Linked DNA regions of Mus musculus: regions 1 and 2 are each linked to region 3. Evidence: chromatin loops called from intact Hi-C (ENCODE). Cell type or tissue: left cerebral cortex. All regions are shown on one strand.

What was found. Peaks named below come from ENCODE experiments on the same cell type or tissue, not always from the same donor. Only the 100,000 strongest peaks of a DNase experiment are listed, where the experiment ranks them.
Region 1: a loop joins it to region 3, with 6 times the contacts of the local background. A loop is called at or near these places in 2 of 42 quality-filtered maps.
Region 2: it touches region 3 in a loop (4-fold over the local background); 2 of 42 quality-filtered maps call a loop at or near these places.

Annotation. Positions count from the first base shown.
Region 1 is chr7:124,831,899-124,839,898 of GRCm38, reverse strand. No RefSeq gene overlaps it. Among named protein-coding and RNA genes, the nearest start is that of 3100003L05Rik, 130 kb to the right of the region's middle. In left cerebral cortex, a CTCF peak has its summit at 3,271; DNase peaks (open chromatin) are centred at 236 and 3,198; H3K27ac peaks cover 238 bases.
Region 2 is chr7:124,741,856-124,749,855 of GRCm38, reverse strand. No RefSeq gene overlaps it. Among named protein-coding and RNA genes, the nearest start is that of 3100003L05Rik, 37 kb to the right of the region's middle. In left cerebral cortex, no CTCF peak of the experiment used is centred here; DNase peaks (open chromatin) are centred at 668, 1,284, 3,317 and 4,325; H3K27ac peaks cover 2,434 bases.
Region 3 is chr7:125,111,845-125,119,844 of GRCm38, reverse strand. No RefSeq gene overlaps it. Among named protein-coding and RNA genes, the nearest start is that of Gm30501, 95 kb to the left of the region's middle. In left cerebral cortex, no CTCF peak of the experiment used is centred here; DNase peaks (open chromatin) are centred at 2,467, 4,069, 4,284 and 7,077.

The sequences.
Region 1 (8,000 bases), 280 kb after region 3:
TAACGGTTTGAAGCAACTGAGTAGAATTCTATTTTCTATCAGGATCAAGATACACCACACAAAGAGACTGTGTAAGAAAAATGAATCCAAACCCCTAGAGCATCCCCAAATCTACCTGCCCATCTGTTGATAACCAAGTCAAAAGAAAGAGCCAGGAGAAGAGTCTCAGGAGGTCCTTGGCTTAGTTTATTTAGATCTAAATGGTGCAGAAGAAGAATCCAGAGCACTGTGGGTGGAGACTACATCAGTTCCAACCCTGTGTGTCCCACCCATTGGAAGCCAGACTGGTCAGAACAGAAATCCTGCAACATGGTGATAGAAGATGTACAGAAATAAGCCTGTCTGGGGGCAAAGAGTCTAAAATTCTCCTGCTCCTATGCAATGCATCCACTCTAAGAATTGTTTGGTTCATAAACAAACAAACAAACAAACAAACAAACATCCGCTACGTCCAGATGATAGACTTTGTGACTGTTCTGGAGTCACCTATAGCTACTGATTTGAAGTAGGTGTTTGGGAGTCTCATTACTTTCTCTCCATATTCCCTGAAGGGCTCTCCCATGCCAGCCCAAGTGGACATGTCACCTTGCCACCATGTTTCTGAGCCTGGCCAGTCTATGTTCACAGGGCACTGTTTCGTTCAAGCATTCCTTTGCTGAGTCTAAGTGTGCCTAGGAGTCAACAGACTCCACATCCTTCTCTTCCTTTCCTTCTCTGTGCATCGTGAATAACTCCAAAACATAGCTTATAATACTATAAAAATATGCCGGTATTCTTTAATTTATATGTAAATTACATGTAAAGGGAAAAAGCACGGGCTGCTGCTATATTACTCTCTCGTCTGCATTCTAATATCTCAAACAGCCTGCTTTTATTACTTGTTTTATTTTCGCTTTTTTAAAAATTTGTTTCTCTTGCAATGGGATCTATCCTTGTTGCTATGGCTGGTCCCAAACTCATGACCTCCAGCATCTGATATGGACCACTTTGTGAAGAAATGGACTGAATTACAGATTCTGTAGCCTCAAAGATGTGATGGCAGCACTAGCTCAGCTCTGTGGAGGTCTTGCCATGACAGGACAAGAAAAATTGGGATCCCCTCCCTCTTCCTCCAATTGACTGGAGACCTCCCACGAAACTTTGCTCTTAAATGTCTTGCTTCCCACTGCTAGCTACACTGAAGATCAAGTGCTTAATACCTGGGGCTTGAAAGGTACTCCCCCGACCTTAACCAAACCCTAGCACACCCTCTTTGCCTTGAATTGACTTATCTGAATTGTTTTTTATTCCTTAGATCAAAAGTCTGAGAGATCCACATGCGTGCCCTGTCTGTTTATATTCTTCTGTATAGAGAAAGGAATGCCCTATCATTTGCCTGGAGCTTTGTTAATATTTTGTTAACTATTTTTCATTCCACTCAAAAGAACTAATATTCGCACACATACATGCACACACATAACAACCCCCATACCCCACGCACCCCCACACACTATTTTGCAGATAGTTTAATCAAAGCTCAGAGAAATGTCTTCTAAGGTTAGATAGTGGCAGACTTGCATTCAACCTTGGCTGCTGTAGAGTGGATGCTGTCAATCACCCTGTTTCTCATGAAAACAGAATCAGCCCCCCCTCCCAAAAATCCTCTTTTGTCTTAGCCCAGTGCAGAGAAAAATCAAGTGGGAAAGGGGATCAGTGTCCTCACTTCTGTCAGCTAGGACTACTCAACCTTGAAACCCCCTTAGTGTGTGTGAGCCGATTTTTCTCTCATTTCCAAGAAGTTACATTTAGCATGAAGTAAATGACCTGAATCCTGCCACGGCTGCTTCATTCCCACACTCATCTTATGAATTTGAGCATGGTTTTTATTTCCACCAACCCTTCCCTTCTTGGTCCCTAGGAATGTGGGCCTACCTCAGGCAGGACAGCTGCCATGTCAGCTTCATCTTGACTCTCCTTGAACCCAGACTCAGCAGCAACAGAGCCCCAGGTGCCTTGGTCACCCTTCTAAATGCTACCAGGGCCAGAGAAGAGAGAGGTGCTGAATAAATAGCCAAACTTGGGAGGTGCTTCATCCATGGTGTGTTGCTCCATTGATGTGTGTTGCCATGGTGACCTCTGATTATTTTTTGAGCCAGGAGAATTAATTCTATTGAATTTTCTGTCCTAATAACTTAAGAAATTAATTTTCCATATTATAAAATTCAAATGCACAATCTTGTGAACCAAGGTTTAGCAAGCTAAACTAATCCGTTCAATTTCATTCCAGGCTGAGATACGCAGGCTTCTACATAGCAAAAGGGCAGGACTTACTGGCAAATGGCACTATGGACTTCAGTCATGCTCTGAAAGGTGGCTGTTCATTTTCAAAAAGTTGAGCCTTATGGCAGCACTAGAATTTTCCAGAAAGGTCAAAGCATGCAGAAGCATATAAAACTTTCTTTTCTCTTGCTTGTAAATTTCCAAAGCCTGTCTAGTGAGCCAGAAGCATTCTCGGTCTCTTCTGCCTTCTCTGCTCTGGGCTCATCCTTCCTTTTATTGGAGACAAGAGCCAGGGACTACTGAATGAATGATCCTTAAAGTCAAACTCACCCAACTGGACTCCAGAACATGGTGACCTGGGTGCCACACCTTTGAGCCCTGCACTTCGCCCCTTTGTATCCAATTTTGTCTTAATATGGTTGTACTGTCAAAGCTTCTGCCCCCAAACATGGCCTGTTAGGTTGTTCCCACATTTTCTACTCTATTCCAGTCATTGTAAAGTCTCTTCTTCCACCTTGGTCCATGCCATTCTTTGTAAGGAATCTTACCATCATGTGACTGGATACTGTCCTGGTTCCCACTTGCTATTCCTCTGGTTTCTTTCAAGGCATTTCACTTAATTCTGCATGTGCACACACACCATGGGCTGTCACACCTATGCCCAGGAGATTAACTTTCTTCCCAGCATGCTCTCCTTCTGGGCCTCTGTCCTTCTCAGAGGCTTTCATATCTACTTTATTTGGGAAACTGGCCAGAGCGTGAACTCCGAGTGGGATGTGAGAATGCCTTTCCCCATCTCTGGTACTCACTGAGCACCCAATCTCCAGTCAGTCTGTGCTGGATACCCAAGCAGCATCCAGGATCCTGGATTACCTTTCCAACAGGCTTAGTCATTTCTGGAATGGAAATGTTTGAATTCTCGTTTTGAACTATGGCAGCTGTCCCTGCCTTCCTCCATCTCCCACCTACTCATCTTTTGGGGTTTCTGGAGATAACACCTCCTACAGGCATACTTGATTTAGATCCACTTCTGGAACCTTCACACTGCTTAGGACACTGTGCCAGCAGAGATGTTTGGGTATCCTGTTATAACCACCCTGGACCACAAATGCTCTTGTTTATACTTCCAGTTTTGTATCCCATCCCCCAGAAACTGACAATAGATCATTCATTGTTGCATGAAACTTTTACAGAAACAAAAGCCTTGTCTGAACATTTTCCTAAATAATCAATTGTTAAATACTCTATCTAAATGTGTTACTTTTCCGATCTATAAAGTTTACGATTCTTCCTGCCTGGTCTTCTGTCTTACTCAGTGCTCTATTGCTGTAAAGAGACACCATGACCATAGCAACTCCTGTAAAAGAAAGAAAGCATTTAACTGGGGCTTGCTTACTGTTTCAGAGGCTTAATTCATTATTGTCGTGGCAGGGAGCATGGCAGTGTGCACACAGATCTGGTGTTGGAGAAGTAGCTGAGAGTGGAATTTCCTGATCTGGAAGCAGCAAGAAGAGAGGGGCACTATGCCTGGCTTGGGCTTTTGAAACCCAGAAGCACACTCCTAGTGACATACTTCTTCCAACAAGGTCACACTTCCTAATCCTCTCAAATGGTGCCACTTCCTGGTGACCAAGCATTGAAATCTGTTAGCCTATGGTGGTGGTGGTGGGGCATTCTCATTCAAACCACCACACCCTTGATCCCGAATTCAAGCTGCCTGTTGTCCACTCCCCCACCTCTCCTCTTTCTACTTCCTCTCAGATGTATTCAGACTCCCTCTCCCTTTACCCTAAAGAGGGTCATTTTTTGTCTGCTCTAGCAGACCAGAGCTGAGAAAAATAAGTTAAAAAATAGGAGAACTTGACAAGAAATATCTAGAATAACTACCTATTTAAATATTATTTAGTAATATGAAATGAAAACCAATCAAAAGGGCAGTGACATCTCCAAAGATGTTTCCATACAAGTTTCAGTAAACTATAAATTTTAAAAGAAATAGATTTTTTTTCTAATTATGTGAATTTTGTAATGATCCCAGATAAATCATTTTTTTGAAGTGGCTTTGGGAAATTGATCATGCATTGAATCAATTTGAAGGGATTTGATACTTATTGATTATGCTTGCTCTATGACTAACAAGTTCCTCTCATCTGTCTGTCTGTCTGTCTATTCATCTCCCTTCCTATCCTGCTTTCATACACACTTGCATACAGCATCTGTAATTTCTCTCTTCATTTGCACATTTTTAAAATGTAATATTTAATTTTTGTTATTTTCCAATACATTAAGCTGAAATAGGATGACATAATTTCCCTCCTTACTTTCTTCTCTCCAGACCTTCCCAGCTTCCTCCCTTAAGATCTTCCCATGTCTTACCGTGTCTCAAGTTGATAGCCCCTTTTTCTTTGCATTTGTCATGCGTGTGTGCATGTGTACGTGCGTGAGTGTGCATGTGTATGTGTGAATAAATATGACTTCCGGTGTCTGTTTTGTTGTTTGTGTGTATATGTTTTTAAGGTTGTCCAGTATAAATTAGACAGCCAATAAGGGTCTCAATCCCTGGGAGAGGCTATTTCCCCTCTCCTAGTAGTCATTAGTTGCTTGTTTGTCTAAGGGTGATAACCCACAATTTTTTCTCCCCATGTTAACATGTCCATAGACAATTCCAATTGCTCTGGTCTTGTTTAGACAGTCATTTCTAGGAGGCTTCACAGCTGGCTTCCTGGTATTCTGGTTTTATTATCTTTCTCTCTTCTCTTCTGGGGTGTTCACTGAGTTATAGATGCAGGAGCTATAATGTAGAAAGACCAGCTGTGTCTGGGTGCTCCATGAGTTGTTAATCTCTCTATTTTGTCCAGCTGTGGTTGTCTGTGATGTTGTCCATTTATTATAAAGAGAAGCATCTTTGATGAGGATCAGTAGTTCACTTACCTCCAAAAGGTGGCTCATATCCTTTTCTTTTCCCACCACCTCTCCCATCCTTAGGCATATTTGAATGTGTGTGTGTGTGTGTGCGCACACACACACACACACACACACACACACACACACACACACACCTGAGCACATTATGACATTTTTTTCAATTTCTTTGATCTCATAAGCAATTATTCCAGTCTATTTCCCTGTCGATTCTCTTTCCTAGTCTCTTCTCCTCAACATTGCTGTCCCTCTCTTTTTCAAAGTGCTGTCTCTGTTTCTTTTTATCTTTTCTCTCTGCCAAGTCATACACCCTTCCCTATTCTCCTCATTTCTCTGTGGAGTGATGTCAAGTCCTCCAATGTGCATCTGAAGGAGAGGGGCGAGCCAGTGCTGAAGGTAGCCTCTGCTTTTAGCCCAGAGAAAACACCCTGAGAAGCTTTCCAGCAGAGTAAGGACTTCCCATCACTGCCAGGGTACTTTTGTTCTCAGTGTACCCACAAGTTAATAATGACGATCGTCACATCCAAGGTTTAGGAAGGAAACAAAGCCTTCCACTCCAGCAGCTCACGCATCATCATTAAAGACAAGTTGGAAAAGGTTTGAAAACCTGGAATACGAGTGGCAGACTTTCCTTTACCTTGACTGTGCTTCCTTGTCACTGGAGTTTTCATGTAATTTGTTCTCCAGTTTCATGTCCCACTGTGGTGGCATCCAGGTGATGGAGTCTTTGAGACACCTCCTGTCTTAGTCAGTGTTCTTTTGTTGTGAGAGACACCACGGCCACACAAGCAGACATGGCACTGGAGAAGTAGCTGAGAGTGCCACATCTGGATCCACAGGCAACAGGAAGAGAGAGCCACTGAAACTCCTTGAACATTTAAAACCCCAAAGCCCACCCCCAGTGACACACTTCCTCTAACAAGTTCACAGCTCCTAATCCTTCTCAAAGAGTACCATTCCCTCATGACTAAGCATTCAAGTATATGAGGCTATAGGTGTTGTTCTTATACAAACCGCCACACTTCCACATGGGGAGGGTCAGGTCATGCTGTCTTTACTCCCAGAAGGGCTTAATGTTGCCTTGTAAGTGTGTGTGTGTGTGGGGGGGGTCTTTGTGCTCTTATAAAAGAGGAGCTCCAGCTCATTCATCTCTTGATTCCCTACAAGCACATGAGCCAATTCTCTGCCAAGGTTGGGAGGTCAAGGGGGCAGGGGGACGGGTGAACCATCTACAGGATACCTGCTGTTGGGATCCTCTAGCCAGAAAACGATTTTACTTACACACTCCAGGCACTCAATTGGAGCAATTGAAGATGGACTAAGACACTTGCCATTGAGAGAGAAACTGAAGAAGTTGGTGCTTCCTGGTCACTGGCCATCTTGAGATGTCAGTGTGAGCACTCACTAACCACCAGTTCTGTGGATTTTGCGATTTCCCATTCACTCAGCTAAAGCCTCAGTTTCCTAGCGATGGCGGTGTGTCAGGGCTGATGGGTTGGGTCTGGTAGTTGTCATAAGTTGCAGCATTAGACCTGGGTCCTAATGTGTGGAGAGAAAGGTGTGCACTTTTGAGAATGCCTCTCTGTACTTTGTTGTCCAAGCTTTTCTGTAAATATGACCATGTGTAATCAAAGCTTGTTTGGCTTTAGTTTTCACATGAACCATCTATCCTTCAAACTGTGAGCAATCAAAACACAATGGTCATTGGATACAATGGCTCCTCACGAGAAAAAGATCAAGGAATGTGCTCCTAGTACCTACCTAGGAGAACAGGTATTTCAGCTCAGTAGTGTAGGAAGCCGCCCTCACATTCGCCGTTGCAAGATGGCACTGACATCCTGTGTTCTAAGTGGTAAACAAATAATCTGCGCATGTGCCAAGGGTAGTTTTCCACCCCATGTGCTCTGCCTTCCCCGTGACGACAACTCGGCCGATGGGCTGCAGCCAATCAGGGAGTAATACGTCCTAGGTGGAGAATAATTCTCCTTAAAAAGGGACGGGGTTTCGCCATTTGCTCTCTTGCTCTTGCTCTTGCTCTGGCTCTTGCTCTCTTGTGCTCTTGTGCTCTGGCTCCTAAAGATGTAAGCAATAGAGCTCTTGCTCTCTTGCACTCTTGCTCCTGAAGATGTAAGCAATAAAGTTTTGCCGCAGAAGATTCTGGTTTGCTGCGTTCTTCCTGGCCGGTCGCGTGAATGCGGGTAAGACAGTAGAAAGCCCTAAACAGAAGGTGAAGTCTTCCAGGCATCCTGATATGCATGTTTGAATATTAGATCTGGAAGCAGGGTTGGCTGGAGGGAGGCAAGGGCAAATTCTTGATTGGGGAATTTCTCAGTCCAGAGCCTGAATTCAGGGATTTTCTCTGATCTAAGGAGCAAGGAATCTTATCTGCTATCTGCTGCCTTTCCCAGCATTAGGTGTTGAAAATAGGATCTGAAGCTACATCCTTAAGTCATCCTGAACACAACAAGGCTTAGCTTCTCTCGGAGGATCATTAGATAGAGTCTGTTTGCAGTTCATGTCCATGTAGGTGTTCACAACTAAACAGTGCCCCTGGGGGACTGTGTGTGCATCCATCATGAATGCCTGTGGGTTTGTGTGTGTGTGTGTGTGTGGGGGGGGGGGGTGCTGACAGATGATGACTGTGGTGTACATGTAGGACTCTGTGTAGTTTGTCAAGTGTTGAGTATCGTGGATCACTGGACTCCTCTGCAAGATCTTGTGTGAGATCTGGGATTCTGACTCTGCAACTGTTTCATTGCTTTTCCTGTCATTGTGCCAAAGACTGACAAATGCTACTTAAGGGAGGGGAGGTTTGCTTT
Region 2 (8,000 bases), 370 kb after region 3:
GAGATATCGAGCCTGAATCAGCCATCACCTATAACCTGGCAAGAGTTCTAACAGAGGGACTGGGTCACCTGCCCAGCCACAAAACTTTAAACTCACAATTAGTCCTGCCTACAACATGTTCCCAGGTAAAGGAAGGAGCAGAATTTGAGGGAAGGCCTAATTAATGAGTGGCCCAGCTTGAGTCCCAGGCCATGAGAGGGTATCCACCCCAGACACTCTTAATGTTATTCTGCTATACTTACAGACAGAAGCCTAACATTACTGTCATCAGAGAGGCTTCATTTAGGAACTGATAGAAACTGATGCAGAGACCCACAGCAAACCACTAAATGGAGCTTGGAGAATCCAGCGGGGGTGGGGGGCAGGAGGAAAGATCAAAGGAGCAAGAGGGTTCAAGGACACCACAAGAAAACCTACAAAATCAATACCTTGGTCCCATAGGCACCCATATAGAGTGAACTGGCAACCAGAGAGCATGCATGGGATGAACCTAGGGCCTCTGCACTGAAACGAGTGTGCAGCTGGGTCTTCATCTGTGACTCCTTAAAGCCAGAGCAGGAGTTGTCTTTAACTACATTGCCTGCCTTCGCATCCCTTTCCCCTAACTGGGCTGACTCATCTAGCCTCAAGAGAAGAAGATGCACCTTGTCTTACTGCAACTTGATATTCCACTGGCTGTTTGATATCCATGGGAGGTCTCCCCTCTTGTGAGGAGAACAGGTGTATGAGCGGGAGGGGAGATGAGAGGGAGGGAGTGGGAGGAGAGGAGGGAAGGGAAGCTCCAATCTGGATGTAAAGTAAAAACCTAATCAATTTCAAAAAACACCCCACTAAGTTCATATACTGTACCTTGGATATGCATGAGTATAGAAATATCTACTGGAACATAGACAGCCTCTCGTGGTCCACATCCCTGAAGAAAACGCTCTCTCCCACAACAGCTATCAGTTGCCAGTAGCACCTCAGATATGAATTCCCTCTCCATCCATCTGTGTTCTTAGTCACACACACATACACACACACACACACACACACACACACACACACACACACACACACACACACGAGATGGTTCCAGTTACATTTAAATGGCCTATATTTTCTAAAGAAAGCTGGAACACATGCCCACTGTGCACAAGATGAATGTTGAGCCTGACTAACTGTAACACAGTCCAGGTCACTGGTCCTCCTCCATTTCCTACAGAGCTATCTTTACATTCAGCATCCTAAGGCTGTCTACTTCCACATATCACCCCCACTGTGAGTCATTTACTATTTCAGGATGGAAAGTCTAGAAGAAACACATCCTACCAGTGCAGCTCTGGAGAGGGTATGAGTCCCGCCTCCAGGAAAGCAGGCGGGAGGGAGGATATGCTGCCCAGGACATGGTGCATTCTAAGAATCTTAATGAAGCTCAACTCCATTCCTCACATTTGTATTTGTATCACTGTGAACACAGTCACTATAAAGGAGGTGAAGAGCCATAAAATAAAAATGGATTTTCCTTTTATAGTCAGTTTTACTGGAAATATGTGAGTTTTTTTTTCTCTCTCTTAGCTCATGTCTACATACACATGGTTCATGGTTTCTGATTTTTTTTTTTACAGTGATGTACAGCAGAGTCTGTGAATATCTGCTCGCCCTGGTGATGCTAAAGTTAGAAGGTTAAATCAAGTGATGTCATTCATCTGCAACGGAGAACAGATGCACTTGTGCTCAGATTTCTACTTTTTCAGATCAGTAGTTAGAAATAATATTTAATTGTTAGAGTGAGTTTCTTTTTAATATGATAGAATAAAGATGACTTATTGTATAGAAAATAAAATTGGTGTAAAATTCTACATTAAATCATGCTGCTTTCATATATTTTTTTCATATGGTAGGAGCTTTCCAATTGTATTGTCCCATTGAGTGTGTAGTGTGAACTGCATAGGAAACAGCCATCAGGAAATCTCCGCCATCTAAAACTCTCATGATAAGTAACTGAAGTGGGTATGTTGGTGTCTGTTCCTTTCTTTCAGTCCTTGTTTCTGTATTGCTGTGCTGTTAGCACTAGTATACCTATTTTACCTGATATTATCCAACATCTTTAAAGTGTTGTACATCTGTAGCTGTGTGACACAGCATCTTTCCAACTTCTTAGGACTTCTTCAGTGGCTCCTCCTAATGCGCTAATAATCTGCAGTAAAAGAAGGCTTCAGAAAGCATGCTTATATCATGGAGTCCCCCAAACACAATTTAACAAATACCAATTTCTTATTATTATTTTTCCATTCATAGGCACTCACAAGAGCATGAATCAAAGACCTCCTGACTTCATAAATGCTAGCAGTCTTCCTCTATCTTCAAAAATGAGCTGTGCTATTGCTTTAGCATGGTTTTTATCCTCCAAAGTCCATATCAAGATTTTGTCTGATGAATAGGGAGGCCTAATGGGAGGTTTTGTGTCATGGTGTTGGGGTCTTCAGGGTATATACCTCTCTCAGGGGCTGAATTAAGCACTTCTGAAGAGGGCTGCTATTAATCAAGGTCACGCTTCCTGCTCTGTCCCTCTGATCATGCTTGCTCCCCACCCCACCCCCTCTAATTTTCTTCCAGTGCCCGACAGATGCTCTGTGGATATCAAACCAGTGTGGCTAACCGATCTTGGATTCTCAGAGAAAAGTAGAAGAAAGGACAAGAATATAGTAACAGTAATAGAGGTAAGACACATAAGAGTGAGCTGTCCGAGTCTGCACAGCAAGCCAAACACAAACCAAGACTGCAGTCTGGATGGTCCATCTCCAGAATGAGTGTCTCTGACAAGCCCATAATGTCAGATACAAGTGACTGATAGAAACACAGGAAATGATGAAGGTGTCCTGATATCTGGGAGGGAGGTCACAAAGTTGAGAGGGCTCTGTAACTTCTGATCTGCTCACAGTTGGAGAACATGAGTCTCAGAAGGCTGACAGTCTTTCAAATAGATGGAGCTCATGATGGGCAGGGACTGCATTCCTCCTAGGAGGTCTAAGAAAATGATTTCCACAAAGACCATACAAGCAACTTCTTTATGTAACACACAGGCTATTGTACATGCACAAGTAGAGCATCTTCTGACTTGCACTGCTGACAAGCATACACTTATCAGCAAAAATAGCCTCCCAGCTACCTAGCCCATCTTCTGAGGACCGAACACACTGAGGAATTGCTTTGCACCTGATTTTATTGACTCTAACCCCAAATCATCTTTCTTTAAATAGGCTGGTTTCAAAGAGAGAGTGGGAAGAAGTGACACTCTATTACACAACAGCCAAGACGAATCATCAGAGGGGTTGGCAGCCAGGAAGAAACCTGTCCCAAAGTTACAGATGTAGAATTAACCTTTACATTCATCCTGCAAAGTGGGAAGATACAGGCAAGTGAGATGTAACTGGGGAAATGAAAAGGAGATTCTTACCCAATGTTCAGACAGAAAGCAGGAACAGTTGGGGGAGTCTCTGACAGAGCTGGGTGGGCACCTAGACTTAAGAGTTGCATCAGCTTCCTTCCCTAGCTCCTCTCATCCATGAGTACTTTACCCACATGTCACCCCTGAGACAGAATGCAATGGTCATTTAGTGTCAATGCCACTACCTCTAGCATCTAAAATATCATATAAAGAAAATCTGCCTCTCCTTCAGGAAGCCACCAATGTGCCTGATATTCAGTCAAGACCAGTGAAAATGGCACTTTCATCTTGCACAGTCTGGCCTCTGCCAACCACTCAGAGACCACATCTCTTGCTGGTTCTCTTTTTTTAAATCTCTACAGTGCAGCCACAGAAGATCTCTGGTTAGATCTTCGACCTCTTCACATTGTCTTATAACTCAAAACTTTGGATCTTAAACTCCTTATGCCTCCAAACCTTTCTCCTTTCCATGCTTGACAACACTGGCACTCCCTCCTCCTCTGTGTCTGTCCTCAGTGACTCTTCCTGTCCTCATGATGTGGAGTGCCCCTCAGCCCCATGTAGGCTTTCTCATCCATCTTGCTTGGCGTCTCACAGGACTTGTGGTAATTGAAGGCAGCAAGGTTGTGGAATAACTCAGTGGTAGAATGCAGGCTTAGCATGTACAAGACCTTGAGTTTGATACTGGTGCCCAACACACAGAGCTTATGGTAACTGAAATGTGCTACTTTTAACAGTTACCTGGGGCCCTTTCATCCTTGCTGTGGACTACAAAGCTCCATACAAGTGAAAATTTTGTCTTTCTTAGCTCCTCCCCCATTTTGTTCTAGCACTTTGCAGACTACTTAGCTTTTAGGAGACACTAAATAAAACAATGAAGTGCTCAGTGGCTGGACCCACAAAAGCATGAATCACCAGTAACCATGCTGGTTGGCCCAGTTGTCCTTCTTCATATTGGAGCTTTATTCTTGCTGTTCTAGTTTTAGCAGAAGTGGAAAGTGAGGGGTACAGGCCACTGCAAACATTTTCAAGAAGCAGAATTAAGGAGCAGAGTTTCTCTTCTTCTGTGATTGAATTGCTAAGAGTTTTAAAGAAAAACAAACTCTCAGAACATCAGTTTCCTTTTAGATAAGGGAGTTAGTAGTATGTCTGTGTGGGGAAACCACAGTTTCATTGAATATCAGACCTGTATTTTCCCATGAAACTCATGAAATTAATAAAAACAATAACAAAGTTATTGCTAGTAGCAACTGTGTGATAAAAAATGGTACAACATAATGTTACTAGCTCTAAGTGATGGTACTGAAATAACAAAGAATATTCTATAAAAGCACAGCATGATTTCCTAACCTGGAAGAGTTAAGAAAAGACCTAGGGCACAAGGAGAAGAGAGTCAGTAAGATGTTCTCAGCACATCAGGAAACTGATCACTGGAGGGTATAGAATATCTATAAATCTAGAACCAATAAGATTGTGCTTTCTTTGTTAAACCCTTAGGCCTCATTCGGTCTAATATCCACAGTGTGACTTAATTTTCTCTGGTCATTGAAATATACCTTCAGCTAAGAGGAGAGATGTATATCCTGGACTTTAATGTAAGAGAGAAGACACAGAGAGAAGGGGATGGGAAATCAAGAAGCAGCAGCACAGGATCAGGAGACAACCCTGAGCAAAGTAGTTCTGTGCAGGCGAGCTTTTCCTCTGTACCACCGCACACTGACTTCTGTGTGGGGGAACTGGCTGTGTGCTGTCAGCTGTCACTGTGATGAAATGCCTGAGATAATTCACTTACAGAGGTGAACAGCTTATTTGGGTTACTTGTTTTGGAGGTTTCATTCTGTAATGGATGGACTGACTCTGTTGTTTGAGGCTGGTACTGAGCAGCGCATCACAGTGAGAGTGAAGGACAGAGCAAAGCCATTGCATTACCAGGGGCAGAAGAAGAAGGCAGCCTAGTGTTCTATAGTCTCATTTTGCTCATCAGAGAGATGTGAGCATTAAAGACTAAAAGGTGCAAACCACACACACACACACACACACACACACACACACACACACACGCACACGCACACGCACAAGCACATGCACACAGGGAGAGAGAGGGAGAGAGAGAGAGACGTAGACAGACACATACACAAACACGTACACATGTACACACATCTGCATGTTCACTCACATATATTGATATCTAAGCACACACAGATCAATAGTGCTTGGAATTAAAGGCATGGAAAAGACAATCTGTGATCAGCATGAACAGAGTTCTCATGAATGTCTTCATCGCCGGAAAGTTCCTGATTCAATTAAACAATAAAAAAGAGACAGCACAAAGCACAGTTCACAAGAGACAGGCGAGCAGCTTGTTGGAAAGAAAGCCTCACAGAACTGTATGAGGGACACATCCAGCTGTAGAATAACACTAATTAGAACAAGATTTCAATGATATTAGACTCAAAGTTGTGATAATAAATACAACAGAATGAAATGAAAAGGTAGTGCAGAGTTCAGCACAAATTGAGAACCCAAACAATATTATTATGAATTTAATGAAATCATAGGAATGAAACAGGCTCAGCTACAAGGCAAAAAGCTGCATGGAGAAACAGCTTCTGGGCTGGGGAGATGGCTCAGTCAGTAACGTGTTCATCTTGTAAGCATAAGGACCTGATTTCAATGTCCAGAACCCACTTTTGAAAAAAAATGTGGTGATATGTGTATATACTTCCAGTGTCTGAGAAGGAGAAATTTCCAGCCAGCCAGTCCAGCCTGTGGGGGATTGTCTCAAAACACAAGGTGGAACCTAGGTGTGGTAGCACATATCTTTAATCCCAAGACTTGGGAGACAGAGGCAGTCCAGCACTATATACTAAACAATGAGAGTCTGTCTCGTAAATAAATAAATAAATAAATAAATAAATAAATAAATAAAATAAAATAAATAAGAAAAGACAAAATGGGCAGCAGCTGGGGAATGACATCTGTTTTCTTCTGACTTCCACACCCAGGTGCATACATGGATGTGTCTGCATGTGCGCATATGCACACATATCAACTTCTCACCACAGAACCACACACACACATACATGACAAGAAAAAAAAATAAATGAAGAAGAACATCTTTGACTAAGCACACAAGTGAGGAGAGAAATTCACAAGGGATTAAGAAATTATAAAAAGGAAGAAATGAGATTTTCTCTTATTTTGCCACAGTATGAAGTGAGTCTGTTTTTGTACAAGCTTGATGGGTAAAAGGTGAGAAAAATAGGCAGATTGCAGACAACATAGCTGAATCATATGGCCCAACTGTGCCTGTGGTTAAAAGTTCCCCTTGGATCAGATCACTAAAATTTGTTTTTCTTGTCTTCTTTTTTTTTCATGAAGACATATTTTTAGGTTTTATTTTGCTTTATGCATTTAAAAGCAACCTTCCAACTAAAATGCTTAAGAGTTCAAAGTTTTAAATTACCATCTCAAGCTTTACCTGAAATATAAGGAAATAATCACCTATACCTTATAAGTCTATTGTGTGGGAAACTTGGCTATATCTGTATCTACATATCACAGTGACTAGTACAATGTCTGCCACTCAATGAATGGCATGTGTAGAAGCCATTATTATGGACTTCAGAAATGATTCTAGTATAGTAACTAGGGAGATAAATTGGTTATACATTATTTGGTGTAGAAAGAGTTCAAAGACTAACTCGTAAACCTTGATATGTGGTGGACAGTTTGCTAAGCATTTTTGCATACACTAATTCATTTAACCCACACAGAGACTATAGATTTGGCATGTTATCATTCCCATTTATTCTAATTTTCTGAGACACTTGGAAGTTAAGTAACTTCCCCCAGGGTCATACCACTTGTTAGTAATGGAGAGACTGTGGACTCAGAAGCCATGTTCTTTTCCAGAGCATCAATGCAGCTACAGGAAGAGCTTTGAGAGCTCAAAACAGGAGCAAAGAAGCAGAACAGACTCTGGATCTAAGTAGCATGAGTGAGGCATGAATCCCAGGCAATGCAATTCAAAAGCTTTGGAGTGAGAGGCAGTCTATCAAGCACATCTTTGAATGAGGATCTCTGTCCTCCCTGTCAAAGGGAATTAAGTGAGGATGCTCTGTGGGTTCTTGTTTCAGCACCTCGGACAGAGAACCTTAGGCACAAGCCACATTCTACCTAGCCATAATGTCTCTGACATCCTAAATAATCCTTTAACAATGACAATTGAAATGTGCACAGAGCAGATATGCCACTGTAGACGGGAATTCTGAAGTTCATGAGATGGGACTCTTCCCTTTTGATATCCAGTCAATCATTTTAACAATGTAGCAACTAACAGGGTGCCTCTCAAATGAAAGGAGAACAATACAGAGCCAGGGAAGGAAGGGCTGTTTCAGAGTTGGATAAAAGCAGCAGCCTAGGAGCTGTGGGAGATGAAGGAGGTGGTGATATAGACCTGACAGCAGAGAGGTGGAGGACGCAAGGTGTGGCTGTACAGTACCTACTTAAAGAAGGGGCTTAAAAACATGAGAGCTGGCTGGAAAGAAAGAGAATGTCTTCCATTTTA
Region 3 (8,000 bases):
GGAGGGTGGACAAAGGAGGGAGGAGGAAGGTCTCCAGCCTTCTGAGAATACTTTCTCGAGTATTTGGAAATGGGAAACTGCCTTCTTTCCTGGCCCCCAGAAAAGTTATCATCAATCCCTTCCCCAGGCCTGTTTGCAGAATCGCTTCTGTCCGATGCTGGGTGCCCCTCCTGTTCTCAGTCCTTAGAAAGAAGTTCATCCTGGAGCTTTCCCTCTGCTGGGTGTGAGGTAGAAGGTGTGGCAAGTGCAGAACCTCTAAGCATCGGTTGGGTAGCATGTCCATGGGTCAGGCTCTGCTCTGGAATGGGTGCATGGTGAATGAGGTGGCATGCTGCCACATGCCATTTGTGTATCGTTCATTCATTGACATAGAGCAGAGGAAGAAATCTTGGAAGATAGAATGAAATGCCAGTGACTCAGAGGAGGGATCAGGGAGAGAAGGGAGAGAGATAGATGACAAATATACAGATAATAGATAGATAGATAGATAGATAGATAGATAGATAGATAGATAGATAGATAGATAGAGATAGATAGAGAGATAGGTAGGGAGATAGATAAATGATAGATGATAGATAATAGATGATACACACACACATTTAAAAGCATGTCCAAACACATTGTAGGTAAATGTCCATATTTACATACACTGTTACAGAAACACACACCAATGTAACACTAAAGTGGGATTTAAGGATGTACAATATTTGTACTCACAGAATTACCATAGAGGATACACATGGATATACTAAACTTGGACATGTAGTGGGTATTGGTTGCTATATACTATTACATTCATGAGCAGTGCTGTAGTAGCATGTCCTTGCCTGTTCTGTATAGCAGTTCCATGAAAGCAGATGTTGTACACCCTTGAACCTGCTGTAGTGTTACACTGACATACATTTCCATAACAGTGTATGTAAGCACGGCTGCTTTCATACTTGTAGAGGAGAGTGTGGATTCATGGTGGAAATTCTGGCTTGCTGGGGATTTTTAAAAAATTCTTTGTGGATCAGTTGTATTCAGGTAAATGGCAAAGTGACAAAGGTGACTCAAGAGAGATGAACCTCAGCATAGAAGAGGCTCCTCAGAGTTCACCACACTGAGGATAGGGTGTCTGCACAAGTAGTGTTTGAACCTCTATGAAGGGAACTGCTTCAGGTCCTTTTGTGCATGGTCTTCCTATATATACCCAGGGCTTCATTTACATATCATTAACTCCTTGCTAGAGAATAGAAAAACTTATTTATTTATAGTACAGGCCAATGACTCAGAAGAGTGTTGAAGGGGGAGGAAAGGAGGTAGGGAGGGAGTGAGAGAAGAAGGAGGAAGACGAAGAGGAGGAAGAGGAGGAGAAGGAAGAGGAGAAGAGAGATATTGAAGGAGATGTTGATACAGGAAGATAAGAGAGATACATGAAGAGACACATAGAGGGCATAGAGAGATATAGATAAAGAGATACACACACACACACACAGAGACAGAGAGACAGAGAGAGACAGATTGATTGATTCTGGAAGATTTGTTAAAGCCCAGAGTTTGTTTTCAGGATCTCCTGAACAACTTGTGTGGTGCCCATTCCTTGTTTTCAGAACACCCTCCACATCCACCATCATTGCCTCAGAAATTCAGTTCTTGTGCTGGGACATCTACTGCCTGGGTTTGGTTTTCCAAGGGGCAGAGCATGGTGCAGGAGAGGTGTCATAGCGTTCATCTGGGAGGTGATTCTAGAGAGCTTGATGGAGAACTGGCGTTATGAGGTAGAGAAGCAGGGAAGCTAGTGAAGGATGCACCAATAATCAAGAGGGGGTGAGCAGAGACCTGCATATCAAGGGACTCTGGGAGACTGTGGAGAACATCTTAGTGACCTCAACACAAAGGCCAGGGGTGAGAGCAACCACCTGCCCTCTTCCAGTGGCCATTGCTTACAGGTTGCTCCATGGAGACTGATAGGTGCCTAGGATTGTGATGAGTGAGGGGATGAGCAGAGCCTTTTGGAATCCCCTGATATTTGCATTTGTTATTAATCTATCTATCTATCTATCTATCTATCTATCTATCTATCTATCTATCTATCCATCAACCTATCTGTCTTTCTATCATCTACCTGTCATCTGTCTATCCACTCATCTTCCTTCTTTATTTCTTTGTTTCTTTCTTGCTTGCTTTTCTTTCATTCTCTGTCACCTACCTGTCATCTATCTTTCTATCTATGTATCTGTATTTATATTCTAAGACACTCTCCAGTTTCCTATACAGTGAAATTCTTGGTAGCCAGAGGAGATCATGTTTGAAATTACTGTTGTCACACTGTCACCATGGAGCCGTCATGCTGTCCCACCAGAGGATCTCTGTGTTGCAGCCGTTTCAAGCAAGGAGGCTGCACATTTACATTTAGCCGTCAGACAGTCTCGTTTCGTCTGTAAAGTATCTTAAAATATGTGGAAGTAGTGCCAACACTTCAGCTGTGTGGGATTTAACGCACGCTCTGGGTTTCTGGCTTCTCTTGGAACAGTGGAAGACCTTGCAGTGTTGAGACTGGAGCAATATGTGGCAATGGTGGGCTGTGGCTGGCTGGCAGCTGCTCCTTTAGCTGAGACCTGTGCTGGGATCTCCAGAGTCCCCTGGGCCACCTGACTCCGGTTGAATCTGGGTCCTCTATAGGTGCTGGACCTTACATTGTGCCTGGTTTTCCTTTGCACTCTGGAGTTGTGCACATCTCCTTTTCTCCCCTACCCCCTCACTTGTCCACTGGACCTGCACTGCGGGTGTGCTCTTCCACCCAGGTGCTTTTGGGTCTTAAATTCCCTATGGGTTCTCACAGCTTCCTTCTCTCTAGGATAGATAATTTCGTTTATTGCTTTTTTTAGCCATTTGTTCAAGGTTTGCTATGGACAAATAGAAATTGTCATCTTCCCACCTATCAAACTTTGATTGGTACCTGCCACCTGGTTCTCTGCTGCTTCTATCCCTTCTTACTGAAGGTAGTGTGAACCTGGGCCACTGTAGGCAGGGCTGAGCATGACAGGACATCAGGGGTTGTGTGTAGTGACCACCACTGTGTGTGTCCGGGGGGAAGACGCCCTAGGAAAGGACTTATTAGTTATAGTTTGAATCTGAAATGTCTCCCTCTGGCTCCTGGTTGAAACGGGTGTTCTCTAGCAGATGACACTCTGTTGGGAGGCTGTGGGACATTCAGGAGGTCAGATCCGACTGGCATATAAGTAAGTCACTTGTCGTGGTCTTTGTCCATGACATTAAAGGAAGCTTTCCACAGGATGATGGGAACACTCTGACCTCTGAAGGTGTTGTGAGGACTCTAATTCTCATCACCCTCTCTGCTTCCTGGCCTGCTGCAGTGGGAACTGCTGCTGTCACACACTTTACTTGCCAGGCCTCCCCTGCCATCATGAAACCCTCTGGAGATGTGAGCTGAAGGGCTCTTTCCTCCCCTGAGTTGTTTCTGTCATATAGAGTGCTCTACTGTCCATACTCCACCCACCCCAGTTTCCCACTTCTCAGTGGCCAGCACTGCTGCATCCGGGGATGCCTTGTACCTAGATCCACTTAGTTCATTAAACATCCTGCGACTGCCATAGTCTTCCAGATGGTTTGCTACCACAGAGTTCCGAGAGGGAGCAAGCCCTGCAGGAATCTCTTTTCTAGTCTCAGCTCAGCTAATTAGACCAACTTTGAGTCCAATGTTGGAGGAGAAACTGCCAATCTAGTCGGATTTGCCAACTTTGCTTCTCTCCTGCCTTTGTCATAAAGTTTTCCTTTTTTTCTTTACACACACACACACACACACACACACACACACACACACACACACACACACTTTAAGCAGGAGCTGCTGTGAGGAGAAGGAGGGCTGGGTTACCTGCAACTCTTTGTGTCATTTATTCATTGACTGAGATGTCTGACACGGAAAGCAATGAAGGCAGAGAAAATGATTTCCTTAAGCTTGGTTCACTTGGCATCTCTCCTTGGACAATGCAAGCGGTGCATGATCGAGCTCTTTCTAGATGGGAAACGACTGGTGCAAGGACAGAAACAGATGAGTCACTTATTTTTTGGAGTTTATGAGCTGGAGGGAGCTCGTTAGAGTTTCAGCATAATAGCATCTGAGTGTTGATGGAGTCTCAGCCCCATCCTTTACGGAAAAAAAAAGTTCTTAATGCTCCAAAAGAGGAGTGAGATTCCAAGTGCCCTCTTACTCATTAAGCCAGTCAAACATTCCTTGATGCTCAGATGCCATCTCTGGCTACTGGGGACACCAACATAAAGATATATATTCCATCTTCAAGGAACTATTTTTCTGGTGTGGGAGGCAGGACAGATGGTGTGCCAGCAACTCACTCAGTAATAAGGCTTTGTGGCCAGCACGGCAGAATCAGATTCCCATTCTGATGGGACTGGTTGTTTTGTTTTTTGTTTTGTTTGTTTGTATGTTTCTTGTTATTTTTTGTTTTGTCTCCTCTCATTTGAACCACAGACCCGGGCTGTCTAACCTTAATTCCCTCATCCGCAGGAAGGAGTTAATAATATCTCACTTTAAGGACAAACCATGAGCATAGAGGATGATTGGTAAAGGTGACACACGAGAAGATGAGTGGTGGGATCAGAAAGATGGTTCAGAGGTTAAAAACACTAGCTGCTCTTCCAGAGATCCTGAGTTCAATTCCCAGCATCACACAGTGGTTCAGAACCATCTATATAGCAGGATCTGATGTCCTCAGGAAGACAGAGCACCCATATTTATAAATAAATAAGTCTTTGAAAAAACTTGAGACACTATAGCAGCAACCAAAGTAAACTATTTTAATGGAGAGTAGGGTGCTGAGAGCATGAAAGAAGAGGCCCCTCAGATCTCTGGGGGTCTCTGGGGGCATAGATCTGGGAAAAGGGGATGGATGCAGCATTTGAGCAATTGTGGAAGCATGGCAGAAGGAAGGTATAGGTATGGTCTGAGGGACAGAGTATGTGGAGGAGTGAGGAAAGAGGGCAGGGATGTAGATGGGAGGGATACAAGCAAGGCATCAGCAGTAACAATAGTCCAAGGACTAAAAGGGAGGGCTGGGTAGCAGGAGACACAGCTGTGAGCAGGTACATTTTGTAGAGTTATTGGGGCATGTAATTGGAAGTGTCTCGCTGGCCTGAGGATATGAAGTTGAGAGTCCTCTGCTTAAACATGGTAGCAGGGGAAGAGAGGACAGTCTTCCAAGGAAAAAGAGCAGAGAAAAGAGGGTGCTTAGGAGCAATGATGTGGGACCTGGGTAGGAATGATGAGCCTCCTTCTCCACCCTGTTCTTCCTTCTCCCTTCCCTTTGGTGATTGCCCATCTTGGAGTAACTTCTTCTTTGAGACGGCCAAGATAGATTTATCAGTGTCTTGATGTTACCATTCCAAGCTCCAGGTTTAGTCTTCACAGATGTTCATCAGCAGTCATGGGTTAGCTCTGAGATCCCTCAGACCCACACGACTACTCAATGGTGCCAGAGAACAGCCTCAAAGATCAGCCAGATCATGGTTTCTATAAACCCCATGCCCAGTCCTATCAACTGACAGAAAACAAGTGAGAAATGGGGTACTAGACCCACAAAAATGTCCTCCTGGAAAGCTGGCATAATTGAATCTTACAAAGGGGGAAATTTGGGCTGGAGAGATGACTCAGCCTTTAAAGGCTAGGCTCACAACCACAGCGGAGAAACTTGGCGTAACAAAACCTTGACCATTGTTCTCCCATGTCCTCCACCAATGATCAGCTTTGTCTAAGACCCACTTGGAGCAACCAGGTTTGGACACTAGAGACTGGCTTTGCACAGGGAACAGTCATTATAAGTTTTTTTCAATTCTTTCCAAATATTTTAACTGCTGAAGAGCAAACATCCCTGTGACTCATGTTTCACAATTTATGTCGTTGGCTTCACATACTTTTGACAGTTCCATCATGTTTTAGATGTTGTGAAATATTTGTTTTCCTCCTTAAAGCTGGGCTGGTGAAAATCAACTTACTTCATGGTTATTGATACTCTGTGCCAGAGTTTCTCATCTTCAGACACGTTGACGAGATAATTGACAAGTTCCTGGGCAAGTTGAGCCTGTGCCTGGCATCCTGTGTGTGACTTTATGTTTTGCCACATCCAGGTTTCCACTCATCAGCCGTGATTAGCAATGTCCTCACCGGGACAGCCCAAAGCATCTTCACATGAAAACGCCCTATCCTCACCCCACCCCTGGGCCCAGACTGACTAAAAGCTGTTTCTCTACAGTTTGAGAACACAACACGCTAGGCAAGAAATCAAGAAGATGGTAAGAAATGAAAACAGACTCCAGTGCTAGGGCTGTGGCTCAGTGGTAAAGCAGTTGTCTAGCACGCAAGAGGCCCTGGGTTCCATCCCCAGCACCACACAGAGAAACCCACAGCTGCAAAGGAATGAGGGTTAACCTTGATACGATGCAGGCCAATGATCTTCTGCCACAATCCCTTACTTTTCTTTTTGCCTCAACACAGAAAGAAAAACACGAGCACTTCACCCAGTAGCAGGATAATTAGGCACAGGGACTAAATGAGATGCATGCAATAAAACAGAAACCAGTTGGAGTTCTTCAGCCAGAGAATGGAAGAAGATGGCTGCCTATAAATAACACAATTGTTAGCCAAGCCCTCAGAAAACCACTCAACATGTCAGTGTCAGAGGAAGACGTGTCCAAGGCTTTAGATGCTGAAAATAAATACCGAGAGTCGAAAATAAATGGCATTATTAGCAGAAAGGGAGTCCCTAATTAACCAGCAATAGTCCATTACTGTAGCCTTCAATTCATTAAATTGCATAATTACATAAAAACTCAGTTGACGCTTGATTCAGTCAGTGTATCTGGTATTGTCTCCTCAATAATTAGTTCTATAATTGTCAGCTTGACAGGGCAATTAAAAATGTTTGAAGACGTGGTGTCAGCTTCCCTGTGTGAAGCTGCACCAGGCACGACCGTCTCTCGGAGACTCGTCCATCTGGGTACTTGCATGCTTCCAGATCCTGGGATGAAGAGGACCATGGGTAGGGGGTTGGAAGCATCCCACAGAAAGGCATTTCAGCTTCCTAGGGGAAATCATTCTCTCTGTGAAAAGAGGTGGGTGTGCTGTCTCCCAGCACAAAGCCTGTGTTGGAAACTGACTCCTCAGTGCAAGTACCAGGGGATGACATTAGAGAGGTGACTAAGCCATGGGGGCTTCTGCCCTTAGAAGAGGACCAACACCAAGGTGGGGCTTAGGGGTATGAATCCCACCTCTTGTTCATCTGTCCTTCTGATTGCTCTCCATGGATTGTTACAACAGCAAGGCTCTTGCCAGGTGCTGGCACCTCAACCTTGAACATCCTAGTCTCCAAAACAATGACAAAAAAATCATTTTCTTGTCTTTATAAATTGCCCAGTCTTCAGTACTGTGCTATGGCATTACAACATAACCTAGGATCAGGTATCATTGCTTGAGTGGTCGATGTTCTAACTGCTGGGATGTGGGAGGGGTAGGTTATGTGGGAGAGTATGGAGAGTTCCAGGCTTGAGTGTGCAGGCGCTAATGCTCAGAGTGCTAGGTGCTGTGAGTGAGGACTCAGTAAGACTGTCAGGGTAGGGAAAGCACAGCCCTGGGTGCTGTCTAGGATTAGGTTTTCCGGTAATCAGGGATGCCTAGTCGTATGGGACTGATGTTCTCATGAAAAGGAGAAACCAACAAAAGCAATGGGGAAGTAAGGGAAGGGGAAGAAACCTTGCCTCTAGCCAGAATGTGTTCAGGGCTCTTACATGCTAATATGGAATAGTATAATCAATCAAAACAATTGATCAATCTATGAAGTGATGGGAACAATCTTTATGACTATGTTTGAGAGGCAAAACAGAGGCCAGTGTGCTTTGGAGTGGTGCAAGAAGGAAGGTGAGGTCAAAGTCGAGTGTGTGCGTGTGTGTTGCTGTGTGTGTGTTGGTGTGTGGTGTGTGTGCAT